Linked DNA regions of Homo sapiens: region 2 is linked to region 1. A link is a contact called in ENCODE Hi-C or POLR2A ChIA-PET data. All regions are on one chromosome and are shown on one strand. The core of a region is the stretch at or near the end of the contact, and the rest is flanking DNA. Distances in the headings are between cores, read along the strand shown.

Region 1 (3,643 bases), core at 1,031-3,530:
ACCCACAGGCTGTAGATTGCTGAGCACTATTTTAATTCAAAAATTTAACACTAGAACTAGACAAGGGATCTAATTAAGTGACACAGGCAAGTCTTTACTAAGTTTTTTGGCCCCAGTTAATTGATTTCTCAAATGAGATTTAATAACAGTTTCTCAATGTCTCCTGAAAAAGCAGAAGTGTTATTTATATGAGGACTGTGGTCTCATTAAAGGATTGTTCAAACTCTTCAATTATACTATGGGATAATTAATGAACCACACAAGACTCAATAGAGCTTTTTAAAAAAATGCAGATGTCATTAAACGCTTAATTCAGAATAATTTTAGAATTTAAAAAATTCAGAATTTAACCCTTATGTTATTCATAGTTAAGAAAGACTATTATAAACTACCTCAACCTTTTTGAAACAAAGCAAGAAGAAAGGTAAGTGTATTGGTTAAAGACAAGTAAAAAAATAATTTTTTTCTGTAGATAATATATTCATTAGTTTAATGTAGTTAATTTTAATTAATAATTTAAGAATTAAAAAGGTACTTTGGAGTCATGTATTTTCTGTGACTAAAGTCAGATACAATAATGAATAATACTAAAAAAGTGACCTAATCTAACATCCATAAATAGTGGAGGGAACTTAAGCTAGAATTCAGGTCTCCTGACTTTCAGGTGAGGAGTCTTTTCTTATTCTCCTATTCTATAGTCATCTAGGTAAAACAACTGCATTCCAAGGCACAACAAATCCATACTACAGTATTCTCCAACTGTCACTATTCTTATATTATAAATCCTGCCTGCTTATCAGTGAAGAAAAAAAAAAAGTCAATGGCATTAAAATGTAACACAAATCTCGGCTTCGATACTTTATCTAAAATTACTTTCTCAAAGACATACTTTCTAAAATGTTTGGAAAATTAAACAAAATTCTCCTCTCCCCATCCAACTAATGCTCAATTCTAACCACACTTCTGCTTTCCCTACAGCTTAAGTAATTTCACTGGGAGTATTTTCTCTGGAAGTTCTTAAGTGTACTTGTGGGCCCCTTTTTTTCCTCCTTAAACTTCTAATATCTTTCAGGCTGTAAATTCCTTAAGGGCGCCTAGCCCCAAAAAAGTGCTGCATATTTGTTCAATAAATGAATGCACATAAAAACAATGGATAACTATGACCTTTAATGTAGGAGCTCAAGCCATTTTATTATTATCTGACTTGACAGTCAAGAAAATTATCCCAACTTGCCAGAGGTATCCATTACTGTGATAAATAAACACTATAAAACGCTTTATAAAGTTTCTAAAGACTTTATAATCACTTGAAATAACGCCGCGTTGGCCGAGAGTAGGGTGAAAGAAAATGTTTCCTCACACTAAGCAAATGCCACCAAAGGAAAAGCTTTCTTTCCTGGAGAGAACTGCAACAGTTAGAAAGCAAATATCCACACTCTCCACTGCTCCCTTCTGGGAACTCTCTTTGAGGGTTCCTGCAGAAAACGAACGGGCCTCTGAGGAAGCTCGCCCGAAGGCCGGGCCGGGGCCCGGCTCCTGGCTGACCACTGGCGCAGCGGACGCCGCAGGGCGGGTCCCGGGAGCGGCGAGTTGGCGAGGCGGGCTCCGACTTGCTGACCTTCCCCACACGCCCGGCAACCCCGGCTCCCGCTGGCGGGCAGAGTCCACGCCTACCTGTTGTGCACAGGTGAAGCCAGACTTTCCCGTAGTCCAGGAGGAAGAACGGACCACGCTGTTTATCAGCCGACCCTGTGCCCCAGTCAGCCCCTTCTCGGCGGACTCCAGCCCTTAGGGTCAAGACACCTAGCCCCTCGACCGGTTCTCCCACCGGCTTCTTTCGCGATCACATTGCTGCCGCGACCACCCTCGGGATCCCCGAGCGCTCAACTCATACAGCGGCCCTGGTGCGTTCTCCTTCCCAGCCAACAGGCAGCCCAGACACAGCCCCCTCGCGCCCGGAGGTGTCCCCGCTCCCTGGATCCCCGACTGCCTGCCTTTGGGGGTCCTCCTCAGCTGAGCGTGCGTCCCGGTCCAGCAACGTTACCGGCTGCTCTGCTAACCCTAGCAGAGTCTGGAATTGCCGGCGGCGGCGACAGCGAGGCATTGAGGTGGGCGGGGCGCGCGTGGGGCGTGGCCGGAAAGCTCTCAGCGGCGAGCACCGCGGGAGCTAGCGATTGGGAGCGCGCCCTGCGCCGGGCCGCTGGTCCAAGGCCCCGCCAGCTGGCCGCCGAGCCATCGAGCGCCCACTCTGGCAGGCGTGACTGCTTCACCGTCGAAAGAGCGATGGAGACTGCGGCCCAAGTTAGGATTAGGACAGCGGTTTTTCAGTCCGGAGATTCCGGCCACAACTATTTTTGTCTGTTTTTATCGTAAGCCAGAGTCTTTGGGTGCAGCTCTGGGACACCTAAAGGGCCTGGAGAAATTCAGGCGGGGCCAGTGCTGTGGGGGTAGATGTTAGACGTGGAAGGGACCCTAGAGAGCCTTGACTGTGAGGACTGAGGTAAAGTGACTTGCTCAAGGTCACATACTAAGTCAATGGCAGAACTGAGACTAATAGCCTCTTACCTTGAGTCATGTGCGTTTTCCCACTACACTCAGCGTTTTAAATGTCATTTTTCAAGTTTCATTTTGAATCTATCTCCAGCTTACAAAAAGGTTGCAAGTATAGTACAAAGAACTTTTTTTCCCTGAATTGAGATTTAAATTGCTGACACCATGCCACATTGTCCCTAAGCACCTTCTACATAATCACAATATAACCATCAAAATCAAAACATTTACATAACTCGGCGTTTTACCAATTGTCCCAATAATATTGTTTATGGTAAAAGATTCCGTTCAGAATCAGGCATTGTATTTACTTATCATGTATCTTTCCTACTCTTCAAACTGGAACTCTCAGTCTTGCCTTGCCTTTCATATTCTTGACGCTGTTAAAGATTCCTGGCCAGTTATTTTTGTAGAATGGCCTTCATTTTGGGTCTGTCTGATATTTACTCATGATTACATTTAGCTAGGTATGACAGGACTCTAGAAGTGTTGCTGCTTTCTTCTCATGGCACCCTATCAGGTGGCACGATTTTAACTTCTCTCATTACAGATGTTTACTTTAATAAGGTGATGTCTGTTAGGCTTGTCCAGTGTGGTTACTTTTTTCCCCCCTTTGTAAATTAATAAGTATTTTGTGAGGGAGACTCTGAAACTCTCCTTTCAAGATATTTGTAAATATCTTGTTTCTCATCAAATCTTCAGTTAATGTATTTATATTAATTAGTATGGATCCAGAGGTTTCTATTTTGTTAAATGACTTATAATCCGTTTCTTTCTCTCTTTTCTCTCTCTCTTTTTTTTTTTTTTTTTCTTGAGACAGGGCCTCCTTTGTTGCCCAGGCCGGAGTGCAGTGGCTATTCACAGGTCGATAATGCAATCATGGTGCACACTACAGCCTTGAACTTCTGGGCTCATGTGATCCTTCTGCCTCAGCCTCCCAGGTAAGTAGCTGAGACTGCAGGCATGCACACCACCACACCAGCCAATATTCTGTCTCTATCATTATTTATTTTGATGCTCAATTATCCCAAGTTTGGTGGGTAGGGGCCCCATTCATTCTATCTTCTGTGATATGTGTGTGTGTGTGTGTGTG
Region 2 (3,488 bases), core at 375-2,874, 1.0 Mb after region 1:
TTTGTCAACTCAACAAGTCTTTTTTATTTCCACTCCTCATTCCTGTATGGAAAGATACATGTTTCTAGTCAAATTGGAAGCATTTTAAAAAGTTTCCCCTCTATTTTGGTATGTAAAAATAATTTTGCTTTTCTTTTTTTTTGCTGAATATTTGTTACTGTACAAATATGAACCACTTTTTGACAATCACATTTAATTTCTGATCTTTAGGTCAGTCACCTTTCATCTTTGGGGAAATAACAATATAAACTAACTTGAATTTGTAGAACCCGAAAAAAAAGTATAAAAGAAAAATAAATTCATTGCCTTGAGTAGAAGAAGCTGCTCTTGAGACTAAAAATAGTGCTTATTTATTTTAAAGTATAAGAGCCTAAAAGTTGATATTTTATACTAGACTCGTTCCAGAAGAAAGATAAATTTAATAGCTGGATAATTAAACTAATTAAATTCATCTTAAAATGCCACCTTACTTTTTGATGAATTACACTTATGTTATTTTAACTTATTTGGTTAATATTTTACTGTTTATGTATTTCAGACCAATTTATTACCCCTAAAATTCCAGAAGCCTCTAAAAATTCCATATAACCAAATATTAATGTAATTTAGATTGAGAGTTAATTAGATCTATTCAGTACAATCCATGATTTATACTTTCTAGGAAAGTAAAGATTTGGGATTGTCACAGGTTATTATTTAACTAACAAATCATAGAAAGGAGCAACATCTCCTGAATTCAGCTCAGTGTTTTTTGTGATTAGAACATCTTCCCACGTAGCTGTCCCACGTATTGAATATGTTGATTTTATAGTCAAAATGATGTTTGAATATTTCTAGTAGAAAAGCCCAAAATAATCCTGGCTTGAACAAGATAGAAGTTTGGTTTTTTCTCACATAAAAGAAGTACAGAGCAGCAATCAGACCTGGTACGGTAGCTCCTCCGGTATCAAGTGGAACCCGTGTTTCTACCCTCATGCTCCACCGTCCTCTACCCGTCATACGCAAAGGCCTCTCTGGGTCTGAGTTGCCAGCTGCTCTAGCCATCAAGTCCACATTACAGCCTGGAAGAAGGGGAGGAAAGTAGAAGGGCATAAAGGGAGCCCCTCCTAATTGAGTCAGCTCCCTGTAAGCAGCTCTCCCAGAATTTCAACACAACAATTCCACTCATTGGCCAGAACATGGCCACACCTAGCTGCAAGGGAGATAGGGAATGTAGTTTTAAATTCTGTGCAGGAATATGAACAGCTAAAAACCAGGATTTTGTTACTAAGAAATAAGGGAAGAATAGATGGGGGCGGTGGGGGGAGAGTAGTCAATATCACAGTGGTTTTATGTTCATATTATTTCCTGGCTCTTGGGGCTACCATGTAGAAAATCAAAACACCTCTTTCTGTTTTTGTTATGAGCTATGGTTTCTTAATTTAGAAATCTGGCTTAATTTAGAAATCCTGTTTCTTCTGTGAAGTATCATTTCTTTATTTGGCAATCTTGACTGACTCTTGCTTTCTTCTTTCCTCTTGCCTTTCAGCTGTTTTGGAAAGAAGTGAGGTTTAGACTTCTCCATGTTAACCATGAGCGTGACACTTTCCCCCCTGAGGTCACAGGACCTGGATCCCATGGCTACTGATGCTTCACCCATGGCCATCAACATGACACCCACTGTGGAGCAGGGTGAGGGAGAAGAGGCAATGAAGGACATGGACTCTGACCAGCAGTATGAAAAGCCACCCCCACTACACACAGGGGCTGACTGGAAGATTGTCCTCCACTTACCTGAAATTGAGACCTGGCTCCGGATGACCTCAGAGAGGGTCCGAGACCTAACCTATTCAGTCCAGCAGGATTCGGACAGCAAGCATGTGGATGTACATCTAGTTCAACTAAAGGTAAGGCAAGGTCTGTGATCCTCTCAGGATAGAAGTTTTCAAAAGGCTGTGGCACCTAGAGACTGTGTTCTGTAATTTCCAGTGAGGAATTGTCCAGGAAGAAAAGCACAGTACCAGGTTTCAAACCATTATCTTTAGAGATAAACATGGAAATAATTAATTCTTCTCTGATTTTACTACATGTGCTGATTATCTAGAATACAACTGGCCTTTGGTGATAGTGCAGAGAAATGGGGAAAGGGAGGGGTATTTTTGTGCAGTGTTATCAAAATAAGTTACACAGAATAAAAGTATTTAAAAACTCTTACAAAGGGTTTAATAAAAGACTCTTATAGGTAAAATATCAAATGCAGCTGTGATTGTGAGTATTTGTATGTGACTGTTATCTTCAGTTGAAGCTGATGCTGCCTTTGTGGCAAACAATGAATTCTGACATAGTAGGGAAGGGCAATGTTCTTTTACAATGAGTTGTTTCATCCAGGCACAATGCTTCATGTAGAACAAAGGTGATTTTATGACAACTCATCTAAAGTTCAGACATTTAAAAAAAAAGTCTGTGGACTCAGAAGCCCTTTAAAAGCCTGACTGTTGGTGATAATGAAATGGAGTTGCTAGTAAAGAGTACTACTAATAGCGTTTTTGGCCTAGGGACTTCAAGATAAGGTGAACCTCGCCCTGCCATAGTCACTCCTCTCTCCCAGGTCCTTGAGGGAAATACACACTCAGGTCAGTGACCTGCAGAGCAAGACAGGTTTATAACCAATCAGGGCACTGGCCACAAACCCCATGGTAAATTTCTAGTCAATTAGAAGTAACACTAAGGAAACTTCCTTTACCTAAACTGGTTCATCCTAAATAATCTGAAATGAAAGGTCAAACATTCTTGGATCTTAACACTTAAATGGTTTACAGGATGCAGCCATCAGCCTGAGTGGGAAAGATGAGCACTTAAAATGAAGCATAGAGCCTAGAGCAGAGCAGGCTCAGCCTTCTCAGGCTGGTTCAGCAGATCCAGAGCCCAGCTGCCCCATTACAGAAAGTGTTCAAATGAGTGTGGTCGGGGGAGAGAACAAAAGAGCCAGAATCTTAAAGGTGACTGGGCTTCTCCCAGGTTGAGCAGGTCTAGTGTCTGATTTCTACAGGTTATTAGGGAAAAAAGTACAAAAAGGCAACAGAGAGATGGCTAGGAATTAGCTTCAACAGAATGCAAACCCCAGCCATCTTTCTGCTGTTGCAGCAGGGAGTGATTTGACTCAGTCTGTGAAACATGGTTTGTATAATCAGAATAGCAGGTCTCCAACTCCTTGAGGTTAAAGTGAAATAGAAATTTGGAGGCTCTGCTTTGCCCCCTTCCCTTCTCTGTCCCCTCCAAGGCTACCCTTACATGTAGCTCCCATAAGTAGATAGGGGGTTAGGTTTATAAGGAAAGTCAACTACTGCTTTCTGGAATCTTTCAGACTTACATAGAAAAGGTGGGGACAATAAAGGGAAATATCTTTAGAAGTCTCAGTAAAAAAAATGTGTTGTTAAGGGCTATTAAAAACATTAATGAGTCAATTAACTTTATTGAATTACATTAACAACTTGGAAGTGAAAATTTAA

What was found. Hi-C counts contacts between places; a loop is a spot of excess contacts on that map. ChIA-PET counts read pairs that join two places held with the same protein, here RNA polymerase II (POLR2A). Pooled maps may share reads with other maps.
Region 2: a loop to region 1 is called in a pooled map, with 2.2 times the contacts of the local background. The contact joins the enhancer-like site here to the promoter of HEATR5A-DT in region 1. A Hi-C loop is called at or near these places in 1 of 50 pooled maps. POLR2A ChIA-PET finds 5 or more read pairs at or near these places in 4 of 52 experiments (AG04450, PC-3 and WTC11).

What each region holds. Positions count from the first base shown.
Region 1 is chr14:31,418,478-31,422,120 of GRCh38, forward strand. It overlaps HEATR5A-DT (HEATR5A divergent transcript), which reads left to right and starts at 2,281. Exons shown (of 4, transcript NR_110045.1): 1 at 2,281-2,500; 2 at 3,367-3,491. It overlaps HEATR5A (HEAT repeat containing 5A), which reads right to left and starts at 2,073. Exons shown (of 36, transcript NM_015473.4): 1 at 1,995-2,073. RefSeq lists a silencer at 1,534-1,653 and enhancers at 1,764-1,813, 2,244-2,393.
Region 2 is chr14:32,431,932-32,435,419 of GRCh38, forward strand. AKAP6 (A-kinase anchoring protein 6) reads left to right here. Exons shown (of 14, transcript NM_004274.5): 2 at 1,529-1,886. The coding sequence starts at 1,563. Among named protein-coding and RNA genes, the nearest start is that of AKAP6, 100 kb to the left of the region's middle. Within about 2 kb of position 1,625, at least 5 of the 41 ENCODE cell types and tissues checked have a DNase peak (open chromatin) inside an H3K27ac peak, as active enhancers do.